Regions from separate parts of the Homo sapiens genome. Here region 2 is linked to region 1. A link is a loop called in an ENCODE intact Hi-C map of the cell type or tissue named here. Cell type or tissue: GM12878. All regions are shown on one strand. Links, peaks and the distances in the headings refer to the core of each region. The heading gives the core; the rest is flanking DNA. Region 1 overlaps LOC107984867 (a long non-coding RNA gene). Region 2 has its middle 310 kb from the start of GOT2.

Region 1 (5,385 bases), core at 316-5,315:
CCTCTAAGGGAAGCAGTTGTCCAATAAACAAATAAGAGCCCTATATTAATACGATAGATATTATGTTCAAGGTAACATGAGAAGACTTTAAAAGGAATAATGAGCTTTATTAAGAGGAGCTGGACTCTCCCTCCTCTCCCTCTCCCCCTCCCCCTCTCCCTCCTCTCCCTCTGCCTCTCCCTCCACGGTCTCCCTCTCATGCGGAGCCGAAGCTGGACTGTGCTGCTGCCATCTCGGCTCACTGCAACCTCCCTGCCTGATTCTCCTGCCTCAGCCTGCCGAGTGCCTGCGATTGCAGGCGTGCGCCGCCACACCTGACTGATTTTCGTATTTTTTTTGGTGGAGACGGGGTTTCGCTGTGTTGGCCGGGCTGGTCTCCAGCTCCTAACCGCGAGTGATCCGCCAGCCTCGGCCTCCCAAGGTGCCGGGATTGCAGACAGAGTCTCATTAACTCAGTGCTCAATGGTGCCCAGGCTGGAGTGCAGTGGCGTGATCTCGGCTCGCTACAACCTCCACCTCCCAGCCGCCTGCCTTGGCCCCCCAAAGCCCCGAAATTGCAGCCTCTGCCCGGCCGCCACCCCGTCTGGGAAGTGAGGAGCGTCTCTGCCTGGCTGCCCAGTCTGGAAAGTGAGGAGCCTCTCTGCCCGGCCACCATCCCACCTAGGAAGTGAGGAGCGCCTCTTCCTGGTCGCCATCCCATCTAGGAAGTGAGGAGCGTCTCTGCCCGGCTGCCCATCGTCTGAGATGTGGGGAGCGCCTCAGCCCCGCCGCCCCATCTGGGATGTGAGGAGCGCCTCGGCCCGGCCGCAACCCCGTCTGGGAGGTGAGGAGAGTCTCTGCCCGGCCGCCCCGTCTGAGAAGTGAGGAGACCCTCCGCCCGGCAGCCGCCCCGTCTGAGAAGTGAGGAGCCCCTCCGCCCGGCTGCCACCCCATCTGGGAAGTGAGGAGCGTCTCCGCCCGGCAGCCACCCCGTCCGGGAAGGAGGTGGGGGGTCAGCCTCCCGCCCGGCCAGCCGCCCGTCCGGGAGGGAGGTGGGGGGGTCAGCCCCCCACCCGGCCAGCTGCCCCGTCCGGGAGGGAGGTGGGGGGGTCAGCCCCCCGCCCGGCCAGCCGCCCCGTCCGGGAGGTGAGGGGCGCCTCTGCCTGGCCGCCCCTACTGGGAAGTGAGGAGCCCCTCTGCCCGGCCACCACCCCGTCTGGGAGGTGTACCCAACAGCTCATTGAAAACGGGCCATGATGACAGTGGCGGTTTTGTGGAATAGAAAAGGGGGAAAGGTGGGGAAAAGATTGAGAAATCGGATGGTTGCTGTGTCTGTGTAGAAAGAAGTAGACGTGGGAGACTTTTCATTTTGTTCTGTACTAAGAAAAATTCTTCTGCCTTGGGATCCTGTTGATCTGTGACCTTACCTCCAACCCTGTGCTCTCTGAAACATGTGCTGTGTCCACTCAGGGTTAAATGGATTAAGGGCGGTGCAAGATGTGCTTTGTTAAACAGATGCTTGAAAGCAGCATGCTCGTTAAGAGTCATCACCACTCCCTAATCTCAAGTACCCAGGGACACAAACACTCTGCCTAGGAAAACCAGAGACCTTTGTTCACTTGTTTATCTGCTGACCTTCCCTCCACTATTGTCCTATGACCCTGCCAAATCCCCCTCTGCGAGAAACACCCAAGAATGATCAATAAAAAAAAAAAAAAAAAAAAAAAGAGGAGTTGGAGGTAGAGACAAGTTAAGTAAAGCTTCTCAGTTATGACTGTTAAAGTGGTACATGAAGGATGAATAGGAGTTCATAAGTTAATCAAAGGGAAGAGAGGGTTCTAGGGCACAGCATAAACAATAGCAAGGAAAAGTATAGCATCTTCAGGGAACTCCAAGTAAATTAGATTAGAGCCAGAAGAAATGGGTAAAATAAGGAGGAGAAATGAGAAAAAAAAACACAATTCTCATAAATGTTAGGTTGCAATTTTTTGAAATGACCATAATGGAGTTATAAGCAAACTTGAATAAAATATTAATGTCACATAAGGATAGATCACTTGTTCATTTTTACCTAGTTTGTGGCAAAACTAAACCTAGAAGCTGTCTCCCAACTCCAAGTGTGGTGCTCTATCCTCCAGACCAGTGGTTCATAAACAAGGGTCCCAGGACTAACAGTTTCAGCACTACCCAGGAGATTATTAGAAATACACATTCTCAGACTTCGTTCCAGAACTACTGAGCGAGAAACTCTGAGGATACAGCCCAGAAATGTGGGCCTTTAAAAGCCCTCCACCTGATTCTGAATTACACTAAAATTTGAGAATTGCTGCTCTCGACCATGTTGTGATTTTCACATTCCCAAGGAATTTTCACGAAGGAAACTAAAGGAAAAGCAAAGATTGCCTCTTTTTTTGGTCAATTGAGAAAACAGCCTTATGTTCATAATAAAACTCTATCAATCAAGGACTTTGTGAAAATGGTATGAAAACGTTCTGCTTGAGGGAGTCCTTTGATGGCCAATACCCTAGCAGTCACAACAGGTTCAGGTGGCTGGAAAAATCAGTTACAGATGTCTTTTAGGTGCGAGCTATGTGAAGACCCAAGAACAGGTGCCCACCAGTGTACCTGCTGGAAGGAGTAAGGAGAGAGAAAGAAAATTATAAGAAATGGAAGAAGATGGTCACCTCTTTTCCCTAGAGTTTACTAAATTTATACTTCAAGAACTCAAGTAAGTCAATTCTCAACTTTGCAACATTTTAGAGTTTAGGGGAATGTGAACAAAAGTCTATTGGGTCATTTTTACCGTCACTCACCCCTGTGTTCTCAGTGCCTGGCTCAGTTTCTTGAATATAGTATGTATTTAATAAAAGATTGTTAACTATATAGATGACATAATTAGTACACAGAATAAACTAATGTTTTGAGTGTATGTCTACAGACGACTAACCAAAAAAGTTAAAAATAGACTGAAAACAAAAATTAAAGCTGATTTTATATAACTGAACATAAAATGTTTGAAGAAATGCAGTCTGAACACAAAGGTTATCGCATTGATTTTTCTGAAATTAGAATCATTCTGCATCCAATCAACCTGCCTCTCTGTTGCTGACATCCACCATTGAAGAGATGAAGAAAAATCTCATTTGTGCCAGTATCTGGCAAACTAGCACAAGTTAATTAGTCAATTAAACTATCAGTGTAATAGGGAATGTTACAAACTAACATTAGCAGGTTAAGAGAGGCGAGCTGTATAATTCATAAAGAGAAATACAAGTCCACAACAGGAATTCAGATGTAGCTTAAATAAAGATGAATCGTGGCAAAACTGAATTAAAGACAGGGTCTGAGTGACCTCTAGTGTTACTGAGAAGAATATTAAGAAAGTAAAAGAAAATAGCCCATGATTCTGAATCCTAAGTGTGTGTGTGTGTGTGTGTGTGTGTGTGTATGTGTGTGTGTGTTGTATAAGCTTCATTGCAACATAGTTATCATTTCATCCATTTAAAAGTCAACTAAGAAACAACATGTAGAATTTCACATTTCAGTCTTCATCACTGAAACTCTCTGTTCTGACTTACCGACTTAGTATTAAAATGTCTTCTTTTGTATATATACAAAAGTTTGAGATCTCAGCCTTACTACTCAAATGCCTTTGGGAAAAACAGTCTTGTATTAAATGTTAAATAACACAAGGTTTCCCAGATGATATTGGGAAAAGGTCAAGGGAATACAGAGAAGCAATAAAGTCATTCCAATTTTAATGTTCAGAGAGAATGCTTACATTCAGTTGCTTCACCTTCTAATGTATGCATTGATTTTTCTAAAAGCACAAGCTCTGATCACCTTCAATCAAGATTCTTCAAAACCCTCTGATTACCTACCAAATTAAGAACCCATTCTTAGGTGGATTATTCAAGGGCTTCCATGAAATGATCCCCATGACCTTCATTTCCTCTGAAGAAGGCACTGCTGTATGTCACCACACCAGTATCATTCCTGCACATGCAGACTTCTCACATACTAATGTCTTTTTTAACTTCTAGAATTCCACAAACCTTTGTGTAAAGATAGTCCCAAATCTTGGAAGGGCTTGCAGCTTATTTTTAATAATGTCCTGATTTCAACTCCTATTTCTATCACCTGCTAAATGTGTAATTTTTTAAAAATTGCTTAGCCTAACTTAACTCAGTTTGATCATCCCTGATACAAGGATCATGAATATATTACCCCCACTACCACTGCATAACAGAAAGTAAAGAAGGGTAGAATGAAATCAAGGTCAAATACCATCTCTGTCATTGATTAACTTTGGCATTCTGAAGAAGACTGTCACTGTCTTAGTTCCAGTTTCCTGTCTATAAAACAGGTACAATTATAACCAACTTTATAATATTAACATGAGGATTAAAAGCAGATGGCTTATATGAAAAAGAACCCAGTGTACCCTAGGCACTCAATAAGTACTTAACTCTGCACACTCTGGGACCAGTGCTTCTGCCCAACTCTTCCATTTGGGGTAGGGGCATGGATGTTGGGTGAGGCCATCAAGCTTTCTAGCTGAAGTTTCTGCTTATCCTAGACCTCCTTTTCCTATTGCAAACGTAGGTCAAAGATTCAAGAAGATGTTAATAGCACATCTAAGGCATGGTTACTATGGGCCACCTGATCATCACATTTAGTTTTCACCTACAGTCTTGACCTCTTGTGTCTTCTGCTATAACTTACAGGATGGCTCATTCAGCTCTAAGCTATATGCAGTAAAATTATTTTAGCCATAGTCTTGGTCTAAGCCAGGCTCAGGGTGAAAAGTTAAAACAAAGCTTTATTGTATGGTTCCACTAATATGAGATGCCTAGAGTTGTCAAACTCATAGAAACAGAAACTAGAGTGGTGGTTTCCAGGAGTGGAAAGTGGAAAGTTGTTTAATGGGTATACAGTTGCAGTTTTGTAAGATGAAGGTTCTGGAGACCAGTTGCACAACAATGTGAATATATGTAACACTACTGAACTATACACTTAAAAGTGGTTAAGACTGGCCGGGCTCTGCAGCTCATGCCTATAATCCCAGCACTTTGGGAGGTTGAGGCGGGAGGATGACTTGAGCCCAGGAATTCGGGACCAGCCTGGGCAATATAGCAAGACCCCATCTCTAAAAAATTAAAAATTAAAAATGTTTTAAATGGTCAAAAAATGTTTTAATTGGTACCAAAACAGAGATATAGACCAATGGAACAGAACAGAACCCTCAGAAATAATATCACACATCTGCAACCATCTGATCTTTGACAAACCTGACAAAAACAAGCAATGGGGAAAGGATTCCCTATTTAATAAATGGTGCTGGGAAAACTGGCTAGCCATATGTAGAAAGCTGAAACTGGATCCCTTCCTTACACCTTATACAAA
Region 2 (5,385 bases), core at 184-5,183, 200 kb before region 1:
CATTTTTTTTTTTAATTCTACGTAAAGTCACTTTATTTTCGTATTTTTTAATTTTATTGGTTTGTTTTTTTTTTTTTTGAGACAGGGTCCCACTCTGTTACCCAGAAAGGAGTGCAGTGGTGCAATCATGGTTCACTGCAGCCTCACCCTCCCAGGCTGAAGCAATCCTCCCGCCTCAGCCTCCCAAGTAGCTGGGACTGCAGGTTTGTGCGACCACACCAGCTAATCTATTTTGTAGAGCTAAGGCCCCACTATGCTGCTCAGGCTGATCTTGAACTCCTGGGCTCAAATGATCTTCCCACCTTGGCCTCCCACAGCACTGGGATCACAGGCATGGGCCTCCACGCCTAGCCCCTACTGACTTTCAAGGGCTCATGTGATTACCTCGGGCCCACCCTGACACTCCTGGGTAGTCTATTTTAAAGTCAACTGATTTTAAGATTACCTAAGATTACAAAGTCTTAATTCCATCTGCAAAATCCCTTCACAGCAGTACCCAGATTCTTGTTTGATTGCATAACCAGAGAGCAGGAATCTTAGAGCTGTGTTTAGAATTCTGCCTACCACAATGTTATAAAATGACTGTTACGGAGGCTTCATAAACAGCACCATGCGAAGATTCTCTGCATGACCAGAGGCTGTGCTGTCTTGTGGTTGGTCAGGCTGGTGGATCTGACCAACCACAAAGACAATCCAAGACAATTAATGCTGAGTACTCCATCTACTGCCCCAAAGGTTCCTGCTAAGCACTTCCAGGGCCCAATCTCCGTCCTTTGGTCCCACTGGAGCTTCAAGTAACCTATCTACCAGCTATACAAATGCCATAAACTAAGCAAATAACCCAGCAAAAAGGGGGTTTAATCTTCTACAAATCTAATATGATATAGTTAGGTAGCACCTTCTCATTTCTCGATCACAAGGCGATTGTTCTTTCTTGATCATAGGTATGAGGTTCTGGTTTTCTTTCCTAAATACTAGGAACGCACACTCACCATAATGAAGAAGCCCTGGGTACCAAGGGAAGAAAAAAACCTGATTTGTTAGTCGGGTTTGTTACTACTTCACTGCAACTATGCTTTCAAGAGAATGTTGCTTTAAGAACCACCCATTTAATTTCTTAGCCTGAAAACTTTCTGGTAGAGTAATTGCCTGACATAGAACACCTAAAAGGTGAATTGAAATGAAAAGCCTTTTACCGAGTGGCAAACAGAAGTATTAAATGCTTGATTAGAAGTTCTATGTCACTAATAGTGAATGCTCCCCTCTCACGTCCTATCTTCCCAGTTTGCCTTTCTCTTCCCTGGGAACATGCAAATTCCTATTCTACACTGGAAATCCCAAAGTGGCTTTGAAATCCTGTTTTCCTTGCGGAAAACAAGGAAATGTAACTGATTTGTTTGGGCTGTTAAGTGTTTTCTTGCTGACATCACTTCCTTAAATGATTGCTTTATAATGATTCGGAGTTATATCATGTAAAGAATTTGAGCCTGATATTCCTGGGTTCTGCCACTTTCCATTGATGGAAACTTGGGTAAGTCATAGAAACTCTGTGAGACTCAAATTTATCAACTATATTATGGGAATAGCAGCATTCGTTTCTTAGATAGTGAAGAGAATTAAAACACAGAAAATTGTCTGGCACATAATAGATGCTCAAACATTCAATCTCTTCTCCCTATTCTCCTTTCTCCTTGTTTATGTTCTAATTAATCTCTGGCTTGCAAATAGATTATAAATCATCTAAAAGCAAGGACTACACCAGTGTAATTCCATGAGAAGATTCTTTGATTGGCATTCAGGATATTTAAGCCCAGGCATGAAAAGTGACCTTGATTAAGTCAATTGCCCTCTCTGTGTTGCAATTTTCAGTTATGAGAGGTTATTTAACCACCTGGATTGCCCAGCTATAAAATGTCATATTAACACCAATTTTTTTTACCCCTTTAAAGACTCTACTGAGCAAGTGGTAGGCGTTCAGTTAGTGCTTGCTGACTGTTTGCTGGATGAAGGTGTTCAGTAAGATAGGTGTAATTGCAATAGTTACTGGATTGTAACAGGAATAGATCCAAAGCAACCCACTCTTAATTTTAATCAAATATTTCTAAGGGAATTTGAAAATAAAACATAACAAAATTTCCCCTTGGAAATTGGAGATAGTAAATGATGCCTAAGACTCAATTTCCTTCTAAAGATGGTTTGGAGATGGCCCAGTTTCTCCAGATTCTTTTTGCTCCCAGTGATGAATTGTTGATCTATTTCTCATTTGTGGGTTGGATTGATATTCATCATGGAGAATTACACTTGGGAGGACACAATGGTGAATTCCTACAAATTGTGAAATCTTAAAAAATTCTTGTAGACTGTGATCTCACATTAACTTCTGAGATGGGAACTAGGAGGCCTGGTGCATTTTCTTGGGGGTTGTTTTCTATTGAGCTTATATTTACATTGAATTCAATGCTCATATTCTAAGTACACATCTTGATGCATCTAGACAACATATATACCCTTGTAACTACCACCCCAATCAATATATGGAATATTTCCCTTCACTCCAGAAAGTTCCCAGTGCCCCCTCTATAGTCCACCCTCCCCACAAGGCAGCCACTGCTCTGATTTTTATCACATTAGCTTAGCTTTACCTGTTCTGGAACTTTATATACATGGAATATACACTATGCACACTTTCATGTCTAGCTTATTCTGCTCAACATGTTTTGAGAGTTATCCCTGTTGTTGTGTATATCAGGAGTTCATTTATTTTTGTGGTCGACTAGTATTCTATTGTATGAAAATATCACAATTTGTAGGTCCATTCACCTGTTGATGAACATTTTGGTTGTTTCAGTTTTAGAATTTTAAAAATAAAGCTCTTATGAACAGCCTTGCCCTTTGGGGACATATGTTGTGTTTCTCTTTGGTAAATAACCAGAAGGTGGAATTGCTGGGTCATAGGGTAAATGTATGTCCCTATGTATTTTTTTCAATTTTATTCGTAAGAGTGAAAATCACACAACATTTTTCCTCTTCTGGCCCCCATTCCCATTACAGGAAAGTTTCTATTAATCTCTAAGAACAAATAACATGTATTTAGTGCTTACTGTGTACCAAGACTAAGGATAAGTTTTATACATGAATTATCTCATTTAATATTAACAAAACCTATAATTATCACCATTTACAAAGGCTCAAGGAGGTTAATAAGGGAAGCTGCTATTGACCTTGTGTAATAGAAATACAGAAAATAATTCCACAACCTGCATTCTTACCTAGTTTACCCGTATTATTTCCTTTCTTTCACAAAGTCTTTTGTTTTTTATTTTTATTATTTATTTTATTTTATTTTTGAGACAGGGCCTTACTCTGTCACCCAAGCTGGAGTGAAGTAGTACAATTAAAGCTCACTGCAGCCTCCACCTCCCAAGCTCAAACAATCCTCCCACCTGAGCCTCCTGAGTATTTGGAACCATGGCTGCATGCCACCATACCCAGCTAATTTTCAATTTTTTTTGTAGAGACCAGGTCTCCCTATGTTGCCCAGCCTGGTCTTGAACTCCTGAGCTCAAGCAATCTTCCCATCTTGGTCTCCCAAAGTACTAGGATTACAGGCAGGAGCCACTGCACCTGGCCCACGTAAAGTTTTTTCTTCTCATCAAGAAGAACTACTGAGTCTTTGGGGTAAAACAGTGAAGGCCTTCTCAACCAAGTGGAAATGTTTCATCTCTTAGAGCCTCCAAACCAGAAGGCACCAATGTCTACAGGAACCTGACCCACAAAGTGTCATTTATCCACCTACTGTGGTTAGGAAGTGAAAGGGTATAGATATCTCAGCAGGACAGCCAATCTCTCTAACAAGAATAAAATTTGCAATTAAATAATCCTGTGGCTACAAATCAAGAACATCATATCTGTGGGCGAGATTAGTAATTCACATCTTTAGAACGCATCAAAATCACCCAGAGAGCTTGTTAAAATACACATTTTTAACTCAGGTCTGGGATAGACCTTGAGATTTTGCATCTTTAACAAACTCCCAAGTGATGTTGATGCTTCAGGTCCTCAGACCACACTGTGTTTAGCACTGGACCAGATCATCTTCATCACTGAAATAAATCTCTGATGAGAAACTGAGTTTTAGTTAGAGAAAGTGTTGACTGAAGAATGATGAGGTTCATGAATTTGGAAAGCAGAGCTTTATTTCTCATAAAGTGTTGCAGCCTGCAGGGTGGCCCTTCCAACAGGTTGGGGAGTGTAGCCTCTGGACAGAAGATGAAAACAGACACTTTTAAGGTAGGAAGAATAAGACAGGAATTTATGCTGAACGAGGTGGCCAAATATACATATCTAACAGCTATTGGAAGAGCATGAATATTTATGAAAGGAGAAACACACACATGCACAGTTGAGCTTCATGCCTCTCCATGGGACCCATGTTCAAAGAATGGCCATATTAGTATAATCCAAGGGTGGAGTTTTCAGCCCTCTCATGTCAAAAGGTGAAGCAGAGGACACCAAAACTCTCAATATGCATCCTTTGCAAACTGGCAAGAACCACTCAGTCTTATCAGGAAGAAAAGCTGGTCAGTGGTTATGCCAAAGCCACAAAAGGGAAGGGCAGCAATCAGGCGGTTGGCTGAAATCAGCAGTGGAGTGCTTTGAAAGGGATGGTTTCTGTTTAGGCTTTAAAAAGAAAGCCTAATGGTGGTGTAATGAGGGAGAGGGTATAACCAGGCAAGTCCGACCTCTCACCCCATTATGGCTGAGAACTCAGCTTCCAGGGTTTCTCTCACAGTCCCCTTGGCCAAGAGATGATCCATTCAGTCAGTTGGGGAGGGGGGCATTTAGAATTGTATTTGTATTTCTCAAAAGAGACTAAGAAGCTTATCTAACCAATTAACAGTCAGAGCTACAAGGTCATCCTTGAAGTCTTTGCTCTACATCACTGGTACCCAGAATGGGAATTTCAAAGACCAGTTAAGTTGCAAAGTCAGATGAGAATGATCTAGACTTCCCTCCACATTTTGGGATAGACAGATGATTCACGGATAATAGATTGTATAGATAGAGATACAATATGATATAATCTCAGAATAGCATGCCTTTTAAATTGAGCAAAATTTGTTTTGAGAAAAACTCACCGCCTTGCTCTTACCAAAAAAGAGGAAAGTCTTCAATAGGATTCAATATTCTATGAAGCCACATGTTGTTATTCCTCTCTGAAATACTTTTCCAGTGCCATATAGATCCAGCTCTACAAGGACCCTTCATCTGATTTGCAGATTGAGTGTTTAATTTCCTTACCAAAGCAAAAGTTTGGTTATTACTTGATTAATTTAACCTCATTCTTCTTTGTCTCTAGAACAAGTCTAAATGTCTCAGCTGACA

The links. A loop is a pair of places that touch in the nucleus more often than their neighbours do. Peaks named below come from ENCODE experiments on the same cell type or tissue, not always from the same donor. Only the 100,000 strongest peaks of a DNase experiment are listed, where the experiment ranks them.
Region 2: a loop joins it to region 1, with 2.2 times the contacts of the local background. A loop is called at or near these places in 1 of 110 quality-filtered maps.

The regions. Positions count from the first base shown.
Region 1 is chr16:58,841,836-58,847,220 of GRCh38, reverse strand. All of the region lies in intron 2 of LOC107984867 (a long non-coding RNA gene), which reads right to left. Among named protein-coding and RNA genes, the nearest start is that of GOT2, 110 kb to the right of the region's middle. In GM12878, for the core only: no CTCF peak of the experiment used is centred there; a DNase peak (open chromatin) is centred at 3,250.
Region 2 is chr16:59,041,722-59,047,106 of GRCh38, reverse strand. No RefSeq gene overlaps it. Among named protein-coding and RNA genes, the nearest start is that of GOT2, 310 kb to the right of the region's middle. In GM12878, for the core only: no CTCF peak of the experiment used is centred there; no DNase peak of the experiment used is centred there.